Linked DNA regions of Homo sapiens: region 1 is linked to region 2. The links are chromatin contacts, found by Hi-C or POLR2A ChIA-PET in ENCODE. All regions are on one chromosome and are shown on one strand. The core of a region is the stretch at or near the end of the contact, and the rest is flanking DNA. Distances in the headings are between cores, read along the strand shown.

Region 1 (6,797 bases), core at 3,995-6,494, 1.1 Mb before region 2:
TTTTCTGGGAAGAGCTCAGGTGTTTTAAGTATTTAGAGTCAGAGGAAGTTGCTTGAGAGTCCCTTATTGTACATCCCTCTTTCAAGTATTTTACCGGGATCACAGCATAATTGATATTTCAATACATGCTGGTAAGTCACCACATTCAGATACTTTTCTTTCTTGAATATTTTTACCAGGCACCCCGTGCAGGGATATTAAATTATTATGTAGGAGCTGTTAACTCTCAGGCTTATCTCATTCTCTGGGGCATCTCCTAGTTGACTTTGACTCAGCAAACCCTTCAAAAATTATTTTAAAAATAATTATACTTTGATAGAGAGTTGTTGCAAAAAAATCTATAGGGGGGGTCCCATATACCCTTCACCCCAGTTTTCCCCAATGGTGACATCTTATATAACTATAATGCAATATCACAATAAGAAAATAAAGATATTGGTACTATCCATGGAGATTATTCAGATTTCTCCACTTTTATATGCACTTACGTGTGTGTGTAGTTTAATGCAATTTTATATAACCACTGCCACAATCGAGATACAGAAGTGTGTCATAAACATAAGGCTCCTTCCTGCTATCCATATGTAGCCGCACCTATCCATCCTACTTATACTTAACCTTTGGCAACAACTAATTTGTTTTCCATCTCTATAAATTTGTTACTTCAAGAGTGTTTCACAAATATAATAATACATGTTTTCACTCGCATAATTCCCCTGAGATCCATCCAAGTTGTTGCATGTATCCATAGTTCACCTTTTTTTATTGCTGAGTATTCCACAGTGTGGATGTACCACAGTTTGTTTAAACATTCACCAGTTGAAAAAAATGTGGGCTGTTTCCAAGTTTTGGCTATTCATGTACAGGTTTTTGTGTGATCTATAAGGTTTCATTTTTCTGGGATAAATGTCCAGGAGTGCAATTGCTGGGTCATATAGTAAGTGCATGTTTAGTTCTTGTGGCAACTGCCAAATTGTTCTCCAGAGCGCTTAACTATTTCACAACCCCACCTCCAGTGAATAAATGATCCAGTTTCTCAGTATCCTAACCAGCCTTGGTATTGTCACTATTTTTTCCAACCATTCTGATAGATATAATATGATAAGATATTCTGATATCTCATTGTGGTTTTACTTTTCATTTCCCCAATGGCTAATGATGTTGCACATGTTTTCATGCGCTTGTTTCCATCTGTATATACTCTTCAGGAAATGTCTGCTCATGTCTTTTGGTAGGCTTTTGAGAGTTCACATCCATGTCTATCAATTATCCGATAAGGTTCAGAACCCGCTCACAGCAATTCATCAATGTGCATACATAGTTTTCCCAGAGAGTTATAAGATAACATACAACATAATAGCATTTCTGATACATCTTCTTCACCAGTTTAGAAGGGCAAAATAATACATGCTCACTACAAAAAAATTAAACTTGAAAGAACAGAAAAAATACACATTGCCAAAAGTCTCACCATATAGAGATAACCACTGTTAATATTTGGTGAGCATACTTCTAGATTTCTTTCTGTATGTAAATGCTCTGCACACTTAAAAACTCACCAATTTGTATAATTAGTGGGATACTATTCTGCACCTTGTTTCTCATGAGCATATATTATCGACATCCTTCCACACTAGTATAGACTTTCATTATCATCTTAATGCCTGTATAGTAACCCACTACGTGTGTATGTTTACTTAACCAGCTTCCCTGTTAATGGATATTTCGGTCGTTTCCATTTCTTTTTGCTATTATAAACAATGCTTTAAATAGTGTTCTTGGCTGGGCTTGGTGGCTCAAGCCTGTAATCCCAGCACTTTGGGAGGCCGAGATGGGTGGATCACTTGAGGTCAGGAGCTGGAGACCAGCCTGGCCAACATGGCGAAACCCTGTCTCTACTGAAAAATACAAAAATTAGCCGGGTGTGGTGGCACCCGACTGTAATGCCAGCTACTTGGAGGCTGAGGCAGGAGAATCGCTTAAACCCTCCTGGGAGCGGAGGGTGCAGTGAGCCAAGATCGCACCATTGCACTCCAGCCTGGGTGACAAGAGCGAGACTCTTTCTGAAAAAAAAAAAAAAAAAAAAAAAAAAAAAAAAAGTTCTTGTGGGAATAATTTTTTGGATTTTTATAATTATTTTCTTAGAGTAAATCTGTGGAAGTGGGATTGCTGAGTTCGTCATATACACATGTACGTATATATATGTATGTACGCTGATATATATACACATATGTACTATGTCAGTTTGTAAATGTTTAGGAACTGCCTTTTAGAAATATTGTGACAATTTACATTTTCCCCTGCCCTGCTTAAGTAAGATTCTTTTTTTTTTTTTTTCTGAGATGGAGTTTTGCTCTTGTTGCCCAGGCTGGAGTGCAATGGTGTGATCTTGGCTCACTGCAACCTCTGCCTCCTGGGTTCAAGCGATTCTCCTGCCTCAGCCTCCTGACTAGCTGGGATTACAGGTGTGTGCCACCATGCCTGGCTAATTTTTTTTTTTTTTTGTATTTTTAGTAGAGACGGGGTTTCGCCATGTTGACCAGGTTGGTCTCGAACTCCTGACTTCAGGTGATCCACCTGCCTCGGTCTCCCAAAGTGCTGGGATTACAGGCATGAGCCACTGTGCCTGGCCTTAAGTAAGATTCTTATAAGGTTTTTACCTTTTTGCTTGTATTCCCCTTCCAGTGAATTTTTCTCTTTTTATTAAGGATTGGAACACATGGTCTAAAGAATTTTTTTTTTTTTTTCACTGTGTCACCCAGGCTGGAATGCAGTGGCACCATCATAGTTTACTGCAGCCCCAAACTCCTGGGCTCAAGGGATCCTCTCACCCTTGGAGTAGCTGGGACTACAGGCATGTGCTACCATGCCAGGCTCCAAATAACTTTTTATTGTTTAAAATTTTTAAAGCATAAACAGATGGAGCACAGGGCTCTGTGAAGTTAGATCAGTAAAAGTCCCATACCTATAAAACGGCCATCTTCTACACTTGTTCCTCCAGGACATCTTCTGCTTCAACAGCTTTGTGGTCTGCTTCAACAGCTTTGTTATCTGGCCATCTAGCCTGCTACCACAATGCCCATGGGGAATGATAAGGACAAGCAGCCCACCAATGACATTTACTTGTGGACAAAAGAATTAAGATTAGGAGAAAAAAAAATTCCAAGATTACTACCAGTACACCAAAACTTTAAAGACGAAGAGCTGTGGCATGGAAGGTATACATAAAACTGCAAGTCCTACTTGCAAAGTTAGAGATTTATTGTAAAGTTAGATGATATTGCAGTTTGGGGTCATTCAGATGCTCTCCCCCTCTTTTGTTTTTCCATTTGATCAAACAATGAAGTATAGCATTTTAATTGTGATCTAGAGAAAGAATAACATACACTGACATACTTCCTAATTTGAAACTCGAGTTTTTATGGTAGTCATTGGGCTTATTTTTCAAGGTACAACAGAAATTTGGTTTAATGGTTTAATGAGCATACCTTTTACATGATGATGTTAATATATTTTTGCTTACAAACTTCCTTAGATGGATTAAGCAATGCAAAGACTGAATGCAAAATGTTGTCTTTTAGTATTTACAAAGCATGTTCATATACATCTAACACTAGATAAGAATTCGGTTACAATATGCATCCACTTATTTCTAACTCTTCCTCAGCAGAATTTTTTTTCATTGCTTTATGCTTATACCTCTAACTTTTCAGCAACATCCCTTCCCCTTCCTCACTTCCACAAAATTTTCCTAGATCGTAGAAAACTAATATGAAAACGTTTGCAAGATACTTAAGATGGATTTTTGGAGTTCTGGAAATTCTTGTAACTTTGAATTTGCAGCGCTAGATATAACAGCGGAATTTTGCAGCTACTGTGTATCTGGCTTCTTATTAATAGTGCAATGGCAAAATGCCTCATTATGTAGAGCTCTTCCCCTTCCTAGGCATTTTAGCCTCTATTCGTTTCTCCGTGCAGGTATTCTGAAGCAGACTGTTAGCTGAATGAGAGAGAAGCAGGTGGGGTGGTAGCCAATCAGAAGGGCCAAGTTCCAGTTCTTCCACAGAACATTGGTTGTATGACCTTGCACACATCCCTAACACTTCAGCTTCATTATATTTAAGACTAGGAGGTTGGAGACCTCATAAAGGTCCTTCAAATATAAAATTATATGAAAAACATTCATAAACTCAGGTAAAAACTTACAGTTTTTGTCAGGCATTCTACTTGCAAAGGCACACCCTAAACATTTAATTTTGAAAAGTCGGTGACTATGCACAAAAAGTAGTAAAATGACACAGGAATTAATAGAAATCCATCATTATTCATTTAACGTGTAAAGAGAAAACGCTCAATGTACACTTTTTCGGTCCTGCAGATGATTAATTACAGTTCTCTAAACCTCACATTTAGCATCTCTGTGACCTCAGGCCTTTGGGATTACTTCTAAGTAAGACCAAACAGGTCGAAAGATCTGTAATTGTAATTTATTTTAGGTCAGTGGTTCGGTGGAGGCATAGGGGTCAAGGGTCCAGCACTCCCAGTATTTCTTGGAGGGTGTTCAGCAGTTTCCAGACCGGCTGACTCCAACTCTTATCTGCAGGGAAGCGTGTTACTCTTTGGAATGAAAGACAGCTCCGTATAAATGACTTGACCAAAAATGGGTGCTCATCTCAGATGCAGGGCAGGGACTATGTAACTCCATCCTCGACTCGCAGCAGGAAGTTAACTCCTCCTGAGAGCCAGGCGGTCGGAGGACCAGGCGGGGAGGTTACAGGCACCAAGACACCCAGGCTGGCTGGACCCTCCCACCCTGTAATGATGAGGGGAGATGCTCCCTGGGACAGCCCCCTTGAAGCTTCTGGCGACGGGGCTGGGATCCGCCCACCCTTACTCAGGGGCGAGCCCTGTCATACGCGTGGAAGCGGCCACCACCTTCTAGGGGGAGGGGCGTTCCCGTCGGGCGTAACCGCCCCGCCCTGGGGGGCCGCTGGGGACGCTGATCTGCAGGAGGGGGCGGGGTCGGAAAAAATCCGGTAGCTCCAGACCGGTGTCCCGTTGCCAGGCGATGGGGAGGAGGCGGGGCCGACAGGAAAGAGGAGCCGGGCTCGGCGCGAAAAGGGCACCCTCCAGAGCCGCGGCCGCGCAGCCGCCTTTCCTCCCTCTCAGGGCTGCGCGCCCAGGTCTGCGCCGCGCTCCGCCTCCAGCCGCGCGCAGACTTGCGCACGCGTCGTGAGAGCGACCGCCTCCGTCTCTCGCTGGGCTCGCTAGGGCTGCGCGTTGGGCCAGCGGGGGCGCCGCAGCTGAAGCCGCCCCGGAGCCGGTGAACCGAATTACCTCGAGGGAGGGGCGTGGGGAAGGCGGCGGGAGGAGGAGCGCACGGGCCGGCTGCCGTGCCCACCACGGCTGAGGAACATGGTTTTCGAGTCGGTGGTCGTGGACGTGTTGAACCGGTTCTTGGGGGACTATGTGGTGGACTTGGACACGTCCCAGCTCTCTCTGGGCATCTGGAAAGGTAAGGAGGCCGCCGCCGCCGCTCCCCGGCCTCTCGTGCTTCCCGGCCGTCTCGCTGCCCGAGCGGCGTCCTGCGTTCTCGGGGCTTCGAGCACCTTGCTCGCCGGGTGCAGCCACCTGCCGCCGCCCGCCTGTGGGTCAAGTTACGTAAAGCCGGGCGGCAGTTCCCTGGCCTCCGCCCTCGAGTTGTTTATATTTTGGGGGAAAGGAGAGGGTCATGAGTGCGGGATGAAAAGGTCTATATTTTCCGAGCGGAGCGGACTTGCCGTGGGCTCCGTGGGTCTGGCGTTCAAGTCCCGGCGAGGGGCCGTTCTCTACCCCTGGCCCCGCACGGTCCGGCTTTAGCCGCGCGGGGCGAGGAGGCGAGACGACGCCTTCCTGGGCTGGGTCCCATCCCTGTCCTTTGCCCCCCTGGGTTTATGACGAAGGCCCCAGAAATCCCCCGCGTGTTGCATGCTGCCTCGCACGTGAAGGCAGGGCGCTGTGACCGGGGACGCCCGCTTCCTTGCTTCCCCAGCCTCAATTCCTGGCTTCACCCGTGGTGCTTTCTGCTCTCCCCCTTCCGGCCCTAGGACCCGGACGCCGGCTCTCTCTCGCCTGGGTTCGGCGGATAACAAAAAGGAAACTCAAGTGCAAAGTAACTCAAACAGTTGCTTGTGTGGTTGCAGTTAACAGCCTGACCTAGGAATGTGTAACATTTTCAAGACTTTAGGATATGTGGGTCAGAGTGAATTGCCGAATTTTAAAGAAAAACCAGGGCGTGCGGTGCAACGTCTCAGACCTGCAAAAGACCGGGCTGAACAGGGCCCTACGCTGCCTAGGTGGTGAAGGACCGAGCTTTCCTTGTGTCCGTTTAGTGTGGTATTCTGCCTTAGTGAGAGCCTCATTTTTAGTGTTTCCATCTGTTTTTGCATTATGCGCTTGTTTATTTTAAACACCCGCTAGAAATTAGACTCCTTTGTGAAATGAATTTCCCAGGCCAAAGTGAGGGTTAATTTTGTGTGTGAAGTGTGTGTGTTTAAATATATATTTAAAGTAATTTATTCTTGTCTGTGCACACACTTCCAGTCTTCTTCTAAAATACTTACCTTGACTCTTCTCGTTTATGAGATAATGTAAACAGGTAGTTTAGTTTGATTTTAAAGAATGTTACTACCGTGGGGACCTAGTATCATGATGGAGAGTGAGTGGACTACAAAAGCTAGGGATATAGTGATAGCTGCTCAGCCTGTTTGATTAGTACAAGAAACTTGCAGTCTGTTTATGCTGCTTCTTAGTTGCAA
Region 2 (7,052 bases), core at 304-2,803:
TCTCCCAACCCACTACATGGGACTGTGTATAGCCCTGGTGTTAGGAACTAACTCCAGGAAGGATGAAGGCTGACTCCCTTAGTCTCCAGTAGATAAGCTGCTAGGGGCAGCTACTAATATATAATAACTGAGTTATTTACGTAAAATAATGGATATGTGATGCTTCTTGCATGCCTGAGTTTCTGGGCTGAGATTTATTCTGTCTTGAATGTCGCGGTTTTCTTAATGAAGTTGCTGAGGAACGCAGGGGCCTTGTTCATTTTGCCTTTTTCTGGAAACTTTGTCCTCCAATTCCCAGATCCAGAGCAGTGCCTCTGCTCTCAGCCCCATACCGCCCACATTCTCATTAGGAAAAGCAAACAAAAGCCAAAGTCCTGTCCAGTTACAAGCCTTCTCTAAACGGGGCAGTTGGACTGTATATATTCCTGGCGCATCAATTTTACTCAGACAGGGAAAATATTTTTACATTAAAAGAAACTAGGTTAAATTATGGTAGAGAATGCAAAATTCACAGTTTAAAAATGATGAAATTCCAGACTTCAAAGGAACTTCTTTCTTGCAGGGTAGGGGGAGGGTATTCTGTTTCAGAACCCCATGCGGGTCTCCACTGGAGTTCTTTTGAGAAGGACACTTCTGTGGAAAAGTTTGAGCAGCTCTGGCCCTGCGCCTGGCCTGGCTAGGGGCCACCTTCTTCTGGTTTGGGCTGCAGCGCCCTATGGGTATCGCGTTCTTGTTAATATCTCCTCACGTTTCTAAACTCACAGCTTGTCAGCGCGGGCGCAACCTGAGAGCTGTCGCAGGTTTCCAGCTCACTCGTTTCCCAAAGGAGGAAATGGAGAATCAGCGACTTTAAAGGACTTGCCTGGCGGGCATCCACGCTTCCCAGGCTATCGCTCCTCCCTGCGTCCTTGGCCACCTCCGTTCTTTAATCCTGCAGGAACTCAGGACCCACGTGCAAATACAAAGAACCGTATCCACCCACCCCCGGCCCTTCTTCATCCTGCGCTTCCAACCTTGGGGGGGTCCTCTCTCTCCACTGGGGTATCTGACGCCCGTGGGGGGTGCTTAGAAAAGTTTGGTAGATTAGTGACTGGTGGTTCTGGAACAAATACATCACAGCCCAAACTGGGGGCTGGTGGTGGAGAGGTGGGTGGATGGGGGCTACAAATCTGCTCGGCAACTGCCCTTTCAGCCAAGAGAGAGGAGCTGAGGTCCTCTGGGGTTGGAGGACTGGAACCGGCCAGATTGCGGGCTCAAGGGGCGAAGGCAGGTTGGCAGGGGCAGCCTCTTCCCGCCGCCCACAATCCTCGGGCGGGCGCGCAGCCGAGCCGGCTCGGCTGGCTGGCGCAATCTCGCGCGCTCCTTGCATTGATCAAAAATGGGGGTTGAAACAGTAAACGCGAGGAGGAGCAACTGCTTCGACTCGGCTCAGAAGCGCGACCAATGGGGATGTGAGCTCCTTCGCGCGAACCAATTAGCGCAGGGCCTGCGACAGCACGGGCCAATGGGGCGCCGACTCGGCGCAGGAACAAGGCGGGGGTTCGGGGCCGGCTGCAGACTCTCACCGCAGCGGCCAGGAACGCCAGCCGTTCACGCGTTCGGTCCTCCTTGGCTGACTCACCGCCCTGGCCGCCGCACCATGGACGCCCCCAGGCAGGTGGTCAACTTTGGGCCTGGTCCCGCCAAGCTGCCGCACTCAGTAAGTCCCCGCGAGCGGGCGCCGGGAGTGAGGTTCAGGCGGGAGCACGCACGCGGGTGGGTTTGCATCCCTGCGTGTGGCAGTCGGATTCCCGCTCCCTGCCTTGAGTCCCCTAGGCGCTTTGCATCAGCGTGCACAGCGGGATCAGCAGCTCCGGCAAGCGGGCTTCGGGAAGAATGCAGTTGGTGAGGAAGCTCGGCGAGGCGTGCCCGTGCAGCTGCCCCTGGCCCTGACTGCTGGTGCGAGGCAGTGCACGACTCAGCTGGCCGGGGCCTGCTGTCCCGCCGGTGCCACGCACCTGCAGACGCCCGGGCTGTGCCATCTCCTGGGCCGGTCCGGGGGCTGGGGCGGGGCGAAAAAGAAAAAGCTCTGATCTCTGCCTTCGCCTCGCGCAGCTGTGCGGCGAGCCCGGGCAGTGTGGAGCGGATGCATGAATGGACATAGTGTGAATGAGTGATGAACGGGAATGAACCGATGACAGGTTTTGCATATGCAGTGGATCACGTTAGCTGAAAGGGATTGCAAACTTAAAGGTCCGCGTGTGCGTGCCCCCCTACGCCTTACACCAGTGTTTGCTTTAGCCAGCACTTAGGAACACTGCTTTTCAGAAATGTAAATTTGAAAACCTTCAGTCCAGCTTTCCCCTCCTTGTCCCCCATAGAACCTACCCTTTCCTAAAGCCTTTCTCCCCACCCCCCTCCTTTTTTTAACCTGCTTGTCCCCTAAAGGCGTTCGAGTATTCTAACTCTGGTAGACTTTGGGCTGCTTAACCCAATTCCCTGTTCATTTCGTTCTGGAGTAAACCGAGTGATTGAATTCTCTCCCGGGCCACAATCAGATCTTGCTGGTGGAACTCACTCTCTGCCTTCCCAGGCCCCAGCCCGGCTCCTCCCCTCCCCCGCCAAACCCACCGTCCCCAGCCCCACCCGCAGTGAAGAAGGCAAAGTCTCCGATGTGCCTTGAGCCCATTGTCAGGCGGCTGCCGCCGCCGTTAGATTTTTATTTTTCTAACCAGGATAGAGCTGATAATATGTTGGAGCAGCATGAGGCATAGCCAAGTATTTTACAATTATCAATTGTTGAGCAGAGTAGAAATCTCCCTGGGACAGAGCCTCCTCTGTGTTGTGGTAAGAACAGAGAATCCAATTTTAAAGGGGAAAGGACTTCTTACTTTTCTAGGGGCAGCGCTCACAGTAGCTGAGAGGACAGGGCTTATTTTTTCTCAGTGGTTACAGTTCATTTTAGGCGAGATTCCCTGCTCCAGCTGTGGAGATGTTTCCTGTAGCCTCCTCCTGCACCCCCCATGTTTTGGAGTGTTCCCAACGTTTGTTCCCTATGTATTTCGTTATTAATTTATTACTATAATTGTAATGGCAATTGTCATCAGTAATACAATTATTTGTTATTAATTTTTCTGGGAGGATTTTTGCCCTTGGACTGCATGTAACCTGGGGGGCAGGAGGGTGAGGGGGCAGGCAGATGTTGCTTTTTATGTATTTCCTTGATTTAGTTGAATTGTAAATATTAGAGAAGCTTTCAAACTTCTTTTGACTGTAACCTACAGTGAAAAACATGTTTACAAAATGACAAAGTATACACATTCAATTGTAACAAAAATAAATGCCTTATGAAATGATGTGTAGCCTAATTACCTGTGACATACACTATTTTGTATTCTATCCTGCTCTAGTCTGTTCTGTTTCATTAAAAAAATTAGTCGTGAGCTGGGTGTGGTGGCGCACGCCTGTAATCCAAGCAACTCAGGAGGCTAAGGTGGGAGGATCTCTTGAGCCCAGGAGTTTGAGGCTGTAGTGAACTGTGATTGTCCCACTGCATTCCAGGCTGGGTGATAGAGCAAGACCCTGTCTCTTAACAAAAAAAAAAAAAAAAAAAAAAAAAAAATTGGTTATGATCCACAAAAGCAATGCATTCTTCAACTGGAAAAAAAAAAACCTACTGGATTAGGGAGGTGTGATTTTTCAGTAGGAGTCTTTAAAACTGTTTGTAATTATTTTGGTTATAAACTTTTATAGAACTATTTTCAATGAATGCTGTCTATAAGAAAGATACAGTCTCAGGAGCAAGTTCAAAGATTATTCACAGATGAATGTTTCTCTTTACTAAAAGAAAAGATTCACTCTATTTTATTTGATCAGCTGGTGCTAACAAGCATCCAACATTTCAGAAAACAATAACACATTCTTAGACCCAGTCGTCAAGGCAGTCTTTTTTTTAATCTAATTCTTTTTTTTTTTTTTTTTTGAGAGAAGTCAAGCTCTGTCACGAGGCTGGAGTGCAGTCGCTTGGTCTCGGCTCACTGAAACCTCCGCCTCCCGGGTTCCAGCGATTCTTCTGCCTCCGCCTCCTGAGTAACTGGGATTACAGGCACCCACCACCAAGCCCAGCTAATTTTTGTATTTTTAGTAGAGACGGGGTTTCACCATGTTGGCCAAGATGGTCTCAATCTCTTGACCTCATGATCTGCCCGCCTTGGCCTCCCAAAGTGCTGGGATTACAGGCGTGAGCCACCACGCCCGGCCTTGTCTAATTCTTTATTGTTAAAATACTGTTTTTTGAGACAAGTTGCAATCCAGTTTAGGTTATAGCTGTGTTTTAATGATGCCCTCCTTAGCAAGCATCTTAAAAAAAAAGGTGCCTCCTATCTGTAGACCTTCTCTGGCTGGTTGCTTTTGCACTTATTTTGTGTTCATTTTTAAAGCTTTTCTTTTTCTCTTTATTTTTTATTAAGGGAATCCTCACATACACAAAGATAAAAGTAGTGTAATGAACCTCCAAGGACCCATCTCTGAGACTCAACAATTATCAACATTGTGCCAGTCTTGTTGCAGCACCCTGGGACGAATCTTATTCACAGCAGGCTCTTCCTTCTTCCTGCCCACCCCACGCTTCCCAGTCTAGCACCTTAGACCAAAAGAGATCGGAAAATTGAGTTACCTGTATAATCTGGGCATAATTTTTTTATCGTTGTCCCTTTAACCCAGAACTTTATGCATTCTTTACTTTAGCTTTAGGAGAGTGGTGAATGAGATTTGTGAAGGGGACATTTTCTAGGGAATCGGTAAATTCGGGCCTTTGGAAAAAGTGTATCAACATCAGTCACATTGCCTAATTTCATGCTTACCTTGTGTGTAAGTTGCATAATCGCTGGCTTTGTGGACATGGGAAGGAAGGAGACTGGCTGTGGGTGGGGATGGAAGCCTGGGGACCTCACTGTAGACCCTTCCTTGTCCCCTCGTCAGGTTTGTATGTTCAGAGGGAAAGCAGTGCAGAACATATTTAAATAACCCTATTTTCCTTTATTTTTTTCTAGGTGTTGTTAGAGATACAAAAGGAATTATTAGACTACAAAGGAGTTGGCATTAGTGTTCTTGGTAAGATTTACTTTTGAATTCTGTGAATGTCCATGTTTCAAAGGAAGCTTTTTTTTTTTTTTTTTTTTTTAGAGGCAGGGTCCTGCTCTGTCACCCAGGCTGGAGTACAGTGGCGTGATCATAGTTCACTGCAGCCTCCAACTCCTGGGCTCAAGTGACCCTCCTGCCTCAGCATCCTGAGTAGCTAGGACTATAGGTACACATCACCACACCTGGCTAATTTTTTTTAAATGTTTAAAACATTTTTTAAAGATCCCATGAGATGGGATCTCACTTTGTTGCCCAGGCTGATCTGAAACTCGTGGCCTGAAGCCATCCTCCCACATTGGCCTCCCAAAGTTTTGGGATTACAGGCTTGAGCCACTGAGCCCTGGCCCAAAGGGAACTAATTTAAATGCATCAAATATAGAATTACAGGGCCTATAGGGTCTTCCTATAGGCCTTTATAGATACATTTTTAAACTTTAATAGCTTGGGTTGCATGTCTGATAGAAACCATTTTGAAAATAGCATAAATGCTGGTGAGAGGTTCTGACATCTCAGCTTACCCTGTCATAATTGGTTTTTGCTAATCATAGGATTTAGGATCAGAAGATACTGTATATTTGCATAACAGTGCCTCCAAACATTTATAATATTGCTTTACATTCAATTTACAGTTTTTATTATACTTAAATACAACCTCATTAAAGTTTAAAAGTACATAAGCCTTTTATGAAGACCTCGCACATTGATAATCTTATTAAGTTTCCCCTATATTTTTTGGGAAGAGGACCTCTGCATTCTAAAACTTATTTTCTTTTATTTTTGGCGGTTCTGAAGACTGCATGGTATTAAGAGACCATAGGGTTAACTATATTGCTTATTTCTGTTAAATTTTGCTCCTGTTGGTTTGGGACATATACTTAGATTTCTGTGAAGTGAGATCACAGCATGGAATTTTGTGCTCCAGACCTAAAGGGCAACTGTTGCACATGGATTCCTGTTTGTGAGAAAGAGATGGTAAGAAGAATCACAGAGAGCATCACGGAGTGATGAATTAATAAATAACTTGCTCAGTGAATGTACCACTTGAAAAATCCTTCTGCCATGACTATAAAGCTAAAATGTTTGCAATTTGAAAATCAGTTTGTATGGTCCCCTAAACTAAGTGAGCCTTGGCCCACAATTTGAATGCAGAATAACTGAAATTTCCCTGTATTGTTGTTTACTTGCAAATTTCGTAGGTATTTCTGTTCATTTGGTTTTGAGCTGGAATATTTGTTATTGTTGTTTATCTTTCCTTTCACAGAAATGAGTCACAGGTCATCAGATTTTGCCAAGATTATTAACAATACAGAGAATCTTGTGCGGGAATTGCTGTAAGTTTTAAAAAGACCAAATCATGTTACTTTTGTTAGATACTTCCTAAATCTGGATGTCTTCCAGTATTTTCTACACTCTATTGTTTGTTCAGAATATTTCATAATTTAAAATAATCCTTGTAAGATTCTCTCCAATTCACTATTAGTACCTAACGCTTTTTATTTGTTCCCCATCCCGTGTTTATATGTTTTTGTTTTTATTTTATGTGATATTTCCAAAGATTTGAAATCATTGTATCTAGGAATGATTTTTCAGCACTGTGGCAGTTAAACTGGTGTGAAAGAGATGTAAATGACACAGAAATGGTCATCTTTGTCAGCATAATTGACTATAAACTAGTTCAGGTGTTCTCGAAGTTTGAGTCTCATACGATCTGTCAGAGTCACCTGGTTAGGGGGAATATTAAAAAATTCAAGTGGGGCCGGGCAAGGTGGCTCATGCCTGTAATCCCAGCACTTTGGGAGGCCGAGGCGGGTGGATCGTGAGATCAGGAGATCAAGACCATGCTGGCTACCACGGTGAAACCCCATCTACTAAAAATACAAAAAAAGAAAAAATTAGCTGGGCATGGTGGCGCATACCTGTATTCCCAGCTA

The links. A loop is a pair of places that touch in the nucleus more often than their neighbours do. ChIA-PET counts read pairs that join two places held with the same protein, here RNA polymerase II (POLR2A). Pooled maps may share reads with other maps.
Region 1: a map of OCI-LY7 shows a loop between it and region 2 (8-fold over the local background). The contact joins the promoter of VPS13A here to the promoter of PSAT1 in region 2. A Hi-C loop is called at or near these places in 8 of 168 maps with a recorded cell type or tissue (B cell, CD4-positive, alpha-beta T cell, CD4-positive, alpha-beta memory T cell and 4 more), 5 of 37 single-sample maps with no recorded cell type and 17 of 50 pooled maps. POLR2A ChIA-PET finds 5 or more read pairs at or near these places in 2 of 52 experiments (CD4-positive, alpha-beta T cell and activated naive CD4-positive, alpha-beta T cell).

Annotation. Positions count from the first base shown.
Region 1 is chr9:77,172,290-77,179,086 of GRCh38, forward strand. It overlaps VPS13A (vacuolar protein sorting 13 homolog A), which reads left to right and starts at 5,245. Exons shown (of 72, transcript NM_033305.3): 1 at 5,245-5,515. The coding sequence starts at 5,416. VPS13A-AS1 (VPS13A antisense RNA 1) reads right to left here and starts at 5,628. Exons shown (of 2, transcript NR_026668.2): 1 at 5,338-5,628; 2 at 4,467-4,617. RefSeq lists silencers at 4,873-5,202, 4,964-5,258, 6,241-6,410 and an enhancer at 4,964-5,258.
Region 2 is chr9:78,295,572-78,302,623 of GRCh38, forward strand. PSAT1 (phosphoserine aminotransferase 1) reads left to right here and starts at 1,554. Exons shown (of 9, transcript NM_058179.4): 1 at 1,554-1,699; 2 at 5,031-5,091; 3 at 6,383-6,452. The coding sequence starts at 1,640. RefSeq lists enhancers at 640-909, 800-1,383, 1,384-1,967 and a silencer at 1,920-2,159.